2 separate regions of the Homo sapiens genome follow, and region 1 is linked to region 2. A link is an interaction called in ENCODE POLR2A ChIA-PET data of the cell type or tissue named here. Cell type or tissue: HepG2. All regions are shown on one strand. Links, peaks and the distances in the headings refer to the core of each region. The heading gives the core; the rest is flanking DNA. Region 1 overlaps CYP27A1 (cytochrome P450 family 27 subfamily A member 1). Region 2 overlaps TTLL4 (tubulin tyrosine ligase like 4).

What was found. ChIA-PET counts read pairs that join two places held together with the same protein. Peaks named below come from ENCODE experiments on the same cell type or tissue, not always from the same donor. Only the 100,000 strongest peaks of a DNase experiment are listed, where the experiment ranks them.
Region 1: POLR2A ChIA-PET joins it to region 2 with 5 read pairs; 3 of 35 experiments call an interaction of 5 or more read pairs at or near these places.

What each region holds. Positions count from the first base shown.
Region 1 is chr2:218,806,362-218,811,737 of GRCh38, reverse strand. CYP27A1 (cytochrome P450 family 27 subfamily A member 1) reads right to left here. Exons shown (of 9, transcript NM_000784.4): 2 at 1,971-2,161. Among named protein-coding and RNA genes, the nearest start is that of MIR9500, 14 kb to the left of the region's middle. In HepG2, for the core only: no CTCF peak of the experiment used is centred there; a DNase peak (open chromatin) is centred at 5,187; H3K4me3 peaks cover 103 bases.
Region 2 is chr2:218,753,596-218,758,971 of GRCh38, reverse strand. TTLL4 (tubulin tyrosine ligase like 4) reads right to left here. Exons shown (of 20, transcript NM_014640.5): 19 at 5,303-5,376; 20 at 3,556-4,838. The coding sequence ends at 4,583. Among named protein-coding and RNA genes, the nearest start is that of CYP27A1, 26 kb to the left of the region's middle. In HepG2, for the core only: a CTCF peak has its summit at 1,761 (motif pointing left); DNase peaks (open chromatin) are centred at 3,011 and 3,561; H3K4me3 peaks cover 1,060 bases.

The DNA of each region.
Region 1 (5,376 bases), core at 218-5,217, 53 kb before region 2:
GCAGAGGCTGAGGAATAAAGGAGGACCAAGTTAGGGTTCCCGGAGTGCTCAGGCTCTAAGCCTTCATGCTCTGCTTGGCTCAGTGGGTCAGAGGGACAGGGAGGCCCACGAGGCTGATGCTGTAGGCTCTTGCCTCAGTCATGCGGTAGATGGTCAGGCCCCCTCCCTGGTTAGGCAAGGTAGGTGGTCAGGCCTCCTCCTTGGTTAGGCAAGGGTGCTCACGTGGGTGGAAACATACTTTCCATAAGCAAGATTAATGTCCAGGGACTGCCCCCACTCCCAGCTGTTCCTCAAACCTATTTCCTTTCCTAAGCAAGCTGGGTATGAGTCCATTTTTTTAAAAGGCTAGCTGTAGAGCAATAAGTACAATATGGTCCAATTTTAAGAGGAGACAAAATCCTACCTATCCACATGTATATTTGCATGCTCCTGGATAAAGAGGGGAGAATACACAACAAACTGTCAGTACTGGTTGCTAAGGAGGATGCAATAGGGGTGGAAGGGCAAGAGACTTCATATTTTATTATTGGAATTTCCACGGTGAGTATTACTTTTGAATTTTTAAAACCAATAAAGTTGTATTTTTGTTTGTTTTGTTTTGTTTTGTTTGAGACAGAGTCTCGCTCTGTCACCCACTCAGCTCACTGCAACCTCCACCTCCCAGGTTCAAGCGATTCTCCTGCCTCAGCCTCCTGAGTAGCTGGGACTACAGGTGCATGCCACCACACCCAGCTAATTTTTTGTATTTTTTTTTAGTAGAGTCGGGGTTTCACCGTGTTAGCCAGGATGGTCTTGATCTCCTGACCTCATGATCCGCCCACCTTGGCCTCCCAAAGTGCTGGGATTACAGGCGTGAGCCACCGCACCCAGTCAAATTTTTTTTAATATATATTTTTTCTTTAATGACCTTCAACACCCCACCCCAGGAGCTGCCTTTATTATGTTAAGGGAAAATTGCAAAAAGATAAACTGAAAGTGTTGCTGAAAAAGAAATGAAAACCAGAATAGACCTATTTGTTGGGACTTCACGTTGTTCCAAAAGTAAAACTCTCTCAACAGTAGGAATCGGATATACAGAACTTAAACGTGGTTGTTAAAAAATCACTTGGAGGAAACAATGCTTCATAAAATGATATTTTAAAAATATATATGTTAAAACAAAAATTTGAGAACCCCAAACTTATCATGAGTTAGCAGAATAGCTTTTTTTCCCCAGTCATCTGACTCAAAGATTCACAAAAGAGCTTTTAAATGCATGCATATGATATCATCTATTCAGGAAACTGGCTTTAGAGAAAAAAATGTAAATAGATTACAAAGGGCTCTACATAATGTTTAGCTCCGATTCTAAATCTGAGCTGTCATGTCATAGGTGGCCTGGCCCAGTGAAAACCTGCAACCTAAATCTTACCCTCAGTGGCAGATGTCAAGTTAAAAAGTTTTTTTTTTTTTCTTTTTTGAGATGGAGTCTCACTCTGTTGCCCAGGCTGGAGTGCAGTGGCATGATCTCGGCTCACTGCAACCTCCACCTCCTGGGTTCAAACGATCCTCCTGCCTCAGCCTCCCAAGTAGCTGGGATTACAGGTGCCCACCACCACACCTGGCTAATTTTTGTGTTTTTAGTAGAGACGGGGTTTCACCGTGTTGGCCAAGCTGATCTCGAACCCCTGAACTCAAGTGATCCGCCCACCTCAGCCTCCCAAAGTGCTGGGATTACAGGTGTGGTTTTTGCCATAATTTTAAATGGTGAAAACCACAATGACTTTTGCACCAACCTAATATTTATTAGTGGAGAGCCAATGAATGGTCCCTGGGCTTCAGCACCTCCCAACAACTGCTCTCTAGACCATCAGGCTCAGAGGATGCAGAGGGTACTATTCTGCCGGTTATCCACCTGCCTGCCCTGTGCCCACTGTCTTTCGCCCTGGCCCTCTGGGGCCCTGTTCCAGTCCCTTCAGGCCCCAGCTCACGTGGTGAACGGCCCATAGGTCAGGTCGTGCTGGTCCCGGTGCTCCTTCCATAGCTCCATGTCGTTCCGTACTGGGTACTTGCCCTCTTGCCGCATCACTTGCTCCAAGAGCGGGGCACTGGCCAGGTTCACGTGCATCTGAGGCCCTAAGTAGGACATCCACATTGGACCGTACTTGGCCTTGTAAAGCACCTGTGGAGTTCAATCAAAACTGAATAACTGGGCCAAGCTGGGCAGGTGCTCCCAGGACAGGAGATGAGGTGAGGAAGGGTCTGATGGCTACACAAGAGCAAATGAGCTGGGCAAAAAAAAAAAAAAAAAAAAAAGGGCATTGTGTATGATGTAGGCACCAGGATGGCCTGTTGTTCCAGAGGAAGAGCAAATTTAAAAAATGGGCACACAAGGAGCTAGAATATTAGAGCAATGCGTGTCTGGTGGAACTGGAGGCATTGAGGTCCTTGGAGGAGTGAAAGTTTGGAAAAATGGGCTATATGGCAAACTGAGGTACGTTGAGGTGTATGTTGGAGGCCAGCATTTGAGGGAAACTGAGCCCTTTAGTGAGGTGAGATAGAAAGCCTATAGCTCCTTTTTTTGTATTTAAATCTACTGCAGCTTGCTGTCAATGAAATGATGAATGCCTTATGTAATCAACAAGAAAAAAGAAGACTGATGAGAAAACAGAAAAAACAATAAGCTGGATGAGAAAGTCAGGGTCCAAAAATAAGTAAGTAAGCCATGCGGTATGATATTTATTTATTTATTTATTTCCCATGAGTTTCCTGAGCTTCCATATGATTTTGTCTTTGAAATCTAAGAACATGACAAAAAAAGAAATAAAAAAAAGTACTGGCCATGTTATGTAATATAATTCTCAAATATTTTATCTTAGAATTTCTAAAGCACTTGACGATAGATATCCACGGCCTCTATGAAATTGACATTGCTATGATAGTCTTATAGTTGCTGAAAATGAGAAGGAAAAGAAACACGTTTTGGGGGGTAAAAATTTAAAATAACCCACAAATCCTAAGACTATATTTCCTAGGTAAGTTACACCTACAAACTGAAAGAAAATGAAACACAGTGGTTTCCTGGGCACTTCATCTTTCCTAATCAGTTACTGAAGAGATTTTGAGAGGATCAGAATCGGTTCCAGTATAGAAATTAGGCCAAAGACCTTCTATAAAAGAGACATTACCAATTGTGGAGATGAAATCTATCATTCAAATTACAGAAGGAAACGTCACCCAACCCATAGTCCAGAAAAACTCCAACTTTACTGGATCTTAGTTTTGGTGTTAAAAACTGGATTCTCCTAGGACCAATCCAACATAATTGCCTCCAATATATCACCCATATACCCAGACATCACCTTGAACAAATGGCTGATTCTGCCAGTTCCTGGAAGGACAGTCTTGACAAACCCCTAACATCCATTTAGACCTGTTTCCCATTTCTACCTCCCAGGAACACCTGCCAGTGTGTTCTAATTTTGAACAGCTGATCGTCTGCAAACTGCAGTGAATATGCCTATTTTCCTGGAAGGAAAATATACTGCTGGTAGGACTCCAAAATAACACATCCCTACTTGGAGGACGATTTGTTAATATTTACAAAAGTACGAGCAAATTTATAAACAAAGCATGAGATATCCACATAATGAAATACTATGTCACCTTAAAAAGGGATGAAGAAATTCCTTGTGTACTAATACAGAAAGATATCCAAGATAGATTATGTGAAAAAGTATATCTTTTGCCTAAGAAAGGAGGTCTAAAATAAGAATATATAGTATTTGTATTTGCTTTCATAGAAAAATACTGGATGGATACATAAGAAACTAGTGAAAGTGATTACTGGACCGGGCATGGTGACTCACCCCTATAATCCCAGCACTTTGGGAGGCCAAGGCTGGAGGATCACTTGAGCTAAGGAGTTTGAGATCAGCCTTGGCAACATGGCAAAACCCTGCCTCTACAAAAAAAAAAAAAAATTCGCTGGGCATGGCAGTGTGCGCCTGTGATTCCAGCTACTCGGAGGCTGAGGTGGGAGAATTGCTTGAAGTCAAAGCTGCATTGAGCCATGACTGTACCCACTGCACTCCAGCCTAGATGACAGAGTGAGACTCTGTCTCTAAATAAATAAATATAAAGTGATTACTATGGGAGGGTCAGGGGAGCAGCGGAGGGGGTCAGACTGCTTAGTGTGTATCATGTTCTATTGTTTGAGTCTTGAACTATGATAATGTATTACCTATTCAAATTTTTAAAGTCTAAAGGTACAAAAAGAAATGTTTTCTGAAACAGTAAGTCACCTGACATTGACCAGATAGTTCTAGAAGGCAGGGAATCCTTGCTGAGCCTCTGAATTCCTGTAAATACTCCTTAGATTTATAAGTGCCCCAGCCATATCATTTTCCTGTGAGTGAGTTTTGTTTTTTTCCTTAAAGGTTGCTTTTTAAAAAATACTTTACATACACATCTATTTTCCTCTATTAAATTCCCTAGGAGGGCCGGGCACAGTGGCTCACGCCTGTAATCCCAGCACTTTGGGAGGCTGAGGTGGGCAAATCACAAGGTCAAGAGTTCGAGACCAACCTGGCCAACATGGTGAAACGCCGTCTCTACTAAAAATACAAAAAATTAGCTGGGCATGTTGGTGGGCGCCTGTAATCCCAGCTACTTGGGAGGCTGAGGCAGGAGAATCGCTTGAACCCGGGAGGAGGAGGAGGTTACAGTGAGCCAAGATCATGCCACTGCACTCCAGCCTGGGTGGCAATGTGAGACTCCATCTCAAAAAAAAAAAAAAAAAAAAAAATTCCCTAGGAGACCTGTCCTAAAAGTAGGCTTAATTTGTTTCCAGTTTAAGACATTAACAATAATAATTGCACGTGTTTCCATAGAGCTGACCATGAACCAGACACTGTTCCAAGAATTTTACTTATATTAGCTCATTCAATCCTCACTACAGCTGTTTGGGGTAGGTTTAATATTACCACAATTTTGCCGATGAGGAAACTGAGGCCCAAAGAAGTTGCTCAAGGTCACTTTATCATTAAGTAGCAGAGTCAGGATTCAAACTCCAAACACCTGGCTGGAGGCCATGCTCTGAACCACTTACTCCACGGATCCCTGAGAAAACAACTATGTCCTTCTAACTGGAAACAAACGTAGGCCCTTGAAAAGCGTGTACTATTTTAAAACCACAATATTATGCAATAACAACCCAGGATTACTCAACTGTGGCACTGTTAATACTCGGAGTGGATAATTCTATGTTGTAGCCGACAGTGGTGTGCGTTGCCGGGTGCCTAGCAGCATTCCTGGCCTCTCCCCACAAGTACCGCACCCCCTCTGAGTTGTGGCTACCACAGATGTCTCTAGACATTTCCAAAATGTCCCCTGGGG
Region 2 (5,376 bases), core at 293-5,292:
ACGCCCGGCCCTCTGTTCCTTTTTTATATCTAAGGGTATTCCACTGAACAGAGATATCACAATTTGTTAATTCACTGATTGTTGGACATATGGTTGTTTCTAAATTTTTGCTACTATGAATAAGCTGCTATGAACATTTGCCTGCAAGAGTGGAATTGCTAGGTCATACGTTAAGGACATGTTTCACTTTGTAAGAATCTACCAAGCTGCTTTCCAGTGCATCATTTTGCATTCCCATCAGCACCTTCTCAATATCTCAGTATCATACTGACACTTGGTATTTTCAATCTTTTAAGTTTGAGCCACTTTAGTGTTAAGTGGTATCTTGCAGTTTAAACTGCTCTTCTCTGACTGCTAATGATGGGGGCTTTAATCTTTCTAAGTTAACTATCAATACATCCTCAGCTTTAATTATGGATAAAATCAAAGTATATTTTACCATAGTTTGGTAATATTAACACGCTATTGTAATAGTATTGTAACACTATTGCATGTTATAGTGCTTTTACTTTATATGTTCTGGGTGGTAGTTTTGGTCTGTTTTAGAATCCACTACTTTAAATCTGCATCATATATTATCAGGCACCTTGTTAGGTGCTTTTCCTCCATATTTTAGTCCCATAACTATTCTGAGTAGGCTTTGGTGTCCCCAGTTTACTAACTGAAACTTAAATATCTTTTCAAAATTCTGTTAGCTTTGCCTGTGGCAGTCCCTGGCATTCCATGTATCTCAGTCTATTATAATTATGACACAGATGGGTTTTAGAAAACCACCACCTGCTATTGACCCTTCTTGTGTTTTCACCTGTAAAACATTTGCCGAGAGCAACATATGACTGCTTGCAACTTTCACTGATCCAACGCTGGTGAAGGGGCAAGCCAAATGAGCTGGCATAGATCCCCGGATATTAATGAGCGGGCAAACTCTGCTACAGGGGGAACTCTAAAAGGCCAAGAAGGGTTGTGAAAGGCTTGGTCAGAATCTCAGGTGGCAAGAAATGGAGCTCTCTTAGCCATCTGAAAACCATCAGTGTTTCCAAGTCTCACAGCAGTTGGGGGATTCGAACAACAGTCACAGGTAAGCCTTAATCTTAGAGGACAAATCAAGGGGAGCCCAGGAGAGGAGATCCCTGTCTGCCTTTGTTGGTCACCTATCTTGGGTAACTAATTCAGCTGAGAAGGAAGTAGAAAGGTCTTTGTGTCCAGATGATCAGTCTCCTTCACTGGCCCTCAGCAGCACTGGACTGCCCCAGAAGCCACTGGGTATGTACTTTGGCTAGGGTGACAGGGGGATACTCACCCTCAGCCAAACAGCTTGAAACCAAGAGAAGGTACCTGTAATGACAACTGCCCCTTCGTACAGCTGTTAGGTCCATATATCTGCTCTTTGGGTCCAGTTCCAATCAAGTTCTCTTATTTTCTGTACCCTGCTTCTCCCCTTTCCAGCCACCTGACACCCACTGTGCTTGCTTTCCCCTTCTTTTCAAAGCTTCTCTTGAAATAATTTAATAATCCCACTCAGTTCACATACTTCTAATGCTTAATGTGCTTCCTTTCTCAGGGATTCTGTGCTCTGACTGTGAAGTGTTTAACCAAAGAATAAATCCCCAGAGGAGTGATAATGTAATAGGAGGGTGAATGGTGATGTTTGTGTGTGCACTGGGGTGAAGGTGAGGGCCATGAGCTATCTAGACCCTGTTCTGGCATCTTCACTTCTAAAATATCTCGATGGCAGCTCCACCTCCTGGAGGAGAGGGTTTTACGTTTCTTGCCTGTCTCTTCCCACCTAGGGCACAGGGCTTGGACAGCAAGTGGAGAAGGTGTGACCATGCAAAGTGCCCTCTATGTCCTACGTACTTTCACTACATTTGGTTTAAATCTTCGCAACCCTGCACTGTAGGTATTATATTCATACTACAAAGAAATGGAGACTTAAAAGTTAGATGACATGCCCAAGGTCACACAGTAAGTGGCAGAACTGGGATTTAAACCCAAGGTCAGCCTGATTCAAGGTTCCCGATCCTTTCCTGACACAAGGCCATCTCTTCATTACTATTTCTTCTAAGAAACTGAGTTTCTCATCATTCCAAAGTGGATGCAAAGTAAACAGCAGTGACTGCCCTCCTCCACTTTCCACCCCAAGCCCTTACTCCACTACTCCAGAAATAGCCTGCACTTCATTCCTTGTCTCAAGAACACTCGCCTCCCTTCCTCCAAATAGACTAGGTAAGTTATCAACTTAGGAAAACAACTGACATATTCTGACAAATATTTATTCTACTATACTCCCAATTTAACCTTCCCAAAAAAATCTCATTCCTTCTCAAAAATTCCTGCTTAGCTGAATACCTCATATTGTGGGCATTCAATACAAAAGTATATATGCCAAATGCTTGATAAGATTTAATTTTCTCTCAAGAGTGAGAGGTAAATGTGGTATGTAAGTCCCATTCCTTTCTCCTACCCAGCAAAACACCCATGTCTATCAGATACTCAAATGTGATGAAAATTAAGAATAATGTACAAACTTGTTTTAAACTAAGAGCAGTGTCTTTCCATTGCTCTTTTAGGACCTTCATTGCTCACAAGGACTTAATTTCCTAAGTCCTTCTCCCTTCCCCCACCATGCTTCCCCCAATACCCCCATTCAGCAATGCTGGTTCCCTCTCCAGTTAGGGCAATGGAAATAGATTGGTTGTGTTGTACAGGGATTCTCAGGGGGCAAGCCAAAGAACTGAAGTTCGTTTTCATGGAGTAAACCAGCTCAACCAGGACTCCGTGCCTAGGTCCTTGCCGTGAAGGCCCAGCCACAACAAAACTGCCAGGCAGGCAGCTCATTTTCTCTTAGGAAGGCAGCAGATTCCCCATGTCATGTCTGCACTAGAATACTGCAGCCAGCGGGGAGAAGAGGCGGGTCACTTCAATTACATCAGAAAAGATCCAATAGGAGTGTCAAGGACCTCTCCCATTATGGCCCGACTTTAAAGTCCTTACTATTGAGCAGCCAATGATGCCCAGGACTTTGTCACCAAACTTTCACAACTGTCAACATGGCCTTAGGACCGGCCAAACACCCACCTACTCTGTGGCCTTGAACCCAATCAGGCCTCTCAGTGATCTTTCCAGGGCCCCACCCCACCTCGCCACAGAACTCCAGGAGCCATGAAACACAGAAGTCTCTATCTTTCCAAAGCTCAGAGAGAATGGGGGCAGCTACAGTCCAGGGTGAGACCAAGTAGCTGAGCTTTCTGCCTGATGTGCAAAGAGAAAACTTGAGTAGCAGGGACACGGGGCCAATTGGCTTCTTATATGTGCCACTGCTAGAAAAAACTAAGTAAAGGGACTACAGGGGCTGGGGAGGAGGCAAGCAGCAACCACTAAGTGCAGGGTTAGGAAGGAGCACGGCTTCAGAGAAAACCTTTCTGATCCGAACTCTTCCGCTTGTGCTGTTCCCAGGTTCCACTTTCTCATACCTAGATGAGAGACAATTAGAACTTCTGGTTCAAGTGCTGGGGTCCTTTGAGATCTCTGTAAATACAGTTCACTCAGTCAACATTTATTGAATAGTCACTGTTTACTGAGTCTAGAGGAGGGAGGTAGAATCAGTTCAGTACAAGAGTTTAGTCTGAGGTTTGATTGGAAGCCCATCCTACAATAGTGACTGCTCCTGAAACCCACCTACCAAGCCGCCAGACCCTGCTTGCTGCACAGCAGAACATTGAGAAACCATGTTTGTTGCACTATAGAGAAACCACATCTCCTTCCACCCTCCCCCTGGACTGTGTCCTTTGATACATGGAGACAGGTAACAGCTACTGGGATTATCTGGGCTCCTTCACTGGGGCCATGGGAAATTCACAAAGTTCATAGACCCTCTCACACCTCAGAGAAAGCCAACAGCTAAAGAACAGATGTCCACGAGAGAGACATCTAGAAGGCTGAACGAGCAGTGATGGGGGGTCAGAACAGGAAGACCTAGGGCTGCTGGCAGGGTGGGTATTTGGAAGGAGGCGGTGAAGACCCAAGACTAGGATGACAGGAAATGGGTTCGGCATGTTGTGGCCTCTCCGCCTGTCTACTGAGGAAGTTCAAGGGTTTCTCCTCAGGACAGCGGTGGGAGAGGGGTGAGGAAAGACCTAAGGAAGTAAGGACCTCAGAAGACCCCCTCAAATTCAGAACAAAGGATTTCCGGTCCAAATATGTTCTGTATGTTTTCTCCTCTTGAGCTACAACTCAGCAACCACACCAGGGCCCCCAGACAAACCACACATGGCTCACTTAAGGTAGAAACCAAAACCTGCTTTATAAGGCTGCGTGGCCACCACTGGCTTCTCTGCTGAGATATGAGGTGCCAGCCAGGCAGACAGGTGACAGAGGGTGACCCTTCCTCACCTTCTCCCCATCACTACCATCCCTCCGGCCCTACAAATACCCATCTCTATAATGCAACCACTTCAAAAAATACTCTGAGGAGGGACAGGGTGAAAGGGGTAGGGGGTCAGACTGGTCTGAACAGCAGGCTGGTTCCCGTGAGGTAGCTGATGCCCATGCTCCTGGGCAGAGGCTTTTGGAGAGAGGCCAGTTATGGGCTCACAGCCAGGAGGGAGTCACTGATTGACTGGAAAGTGGAGGAAGCAGAAAGTCTTGAAGTCTGCCCAGAGCACTTGATCACAGGTAACGTCTGGGTAGAAAGGCTGGGCTCTTTGCTGGTGTCCTCACTGTCCTTTGAGGAACTGGGTTTCTGGGGATAAGGGGAAAGGCCAGCTTGAGTCTTCTTGGATTTGGGCGTGGTCCCGTCTTCAGAGAGTAGTAGGCTAACCTCACAGGAGCTTTGTTTTCTGGAGGGAATAGGTGGTGAAAGAAATGACTGAGACACTGTTTAACTGAGACTTTACCTTAGGATTTGCCTTCAGTCTGGAGCAGGCATTCACGACATTACAGTGTTGTAGGCCAAAATTACATGGAAATGTAATAACCATAAAAAAAATTCTATTTACTTGAAGGCTTGAGACCTGCAGTGCAAGAGTGAATGGGGGTGCGGGTAGAGGGCTAACAATTTCCCACAGCTAGTGGGTATGGCTGACAGTGGCTGCTTCAGGAAGCACTTCTGTCCTCCAGCTCAGCTTCCCTGGGCATACCAAGATCTACCAGAAAAAGGATGCTATGGCTGCATGTCCTGACGCTCCCACCAACCCCCAGCTGGAGAATGCTGATCTCACTGCCACAGTCTGGGAAGAGGGGAAGGAAGAAAACTCTACAAACTCACAGCCAGCAGCCCCTCCCTTGCCCAGGCAGCACTCACCCCAGCTTGCTAGTCTCTGATTTGCTGAAGGCATTGAGTATCACGTCATCCTTTGAGATAGTCAGAAGTGATGT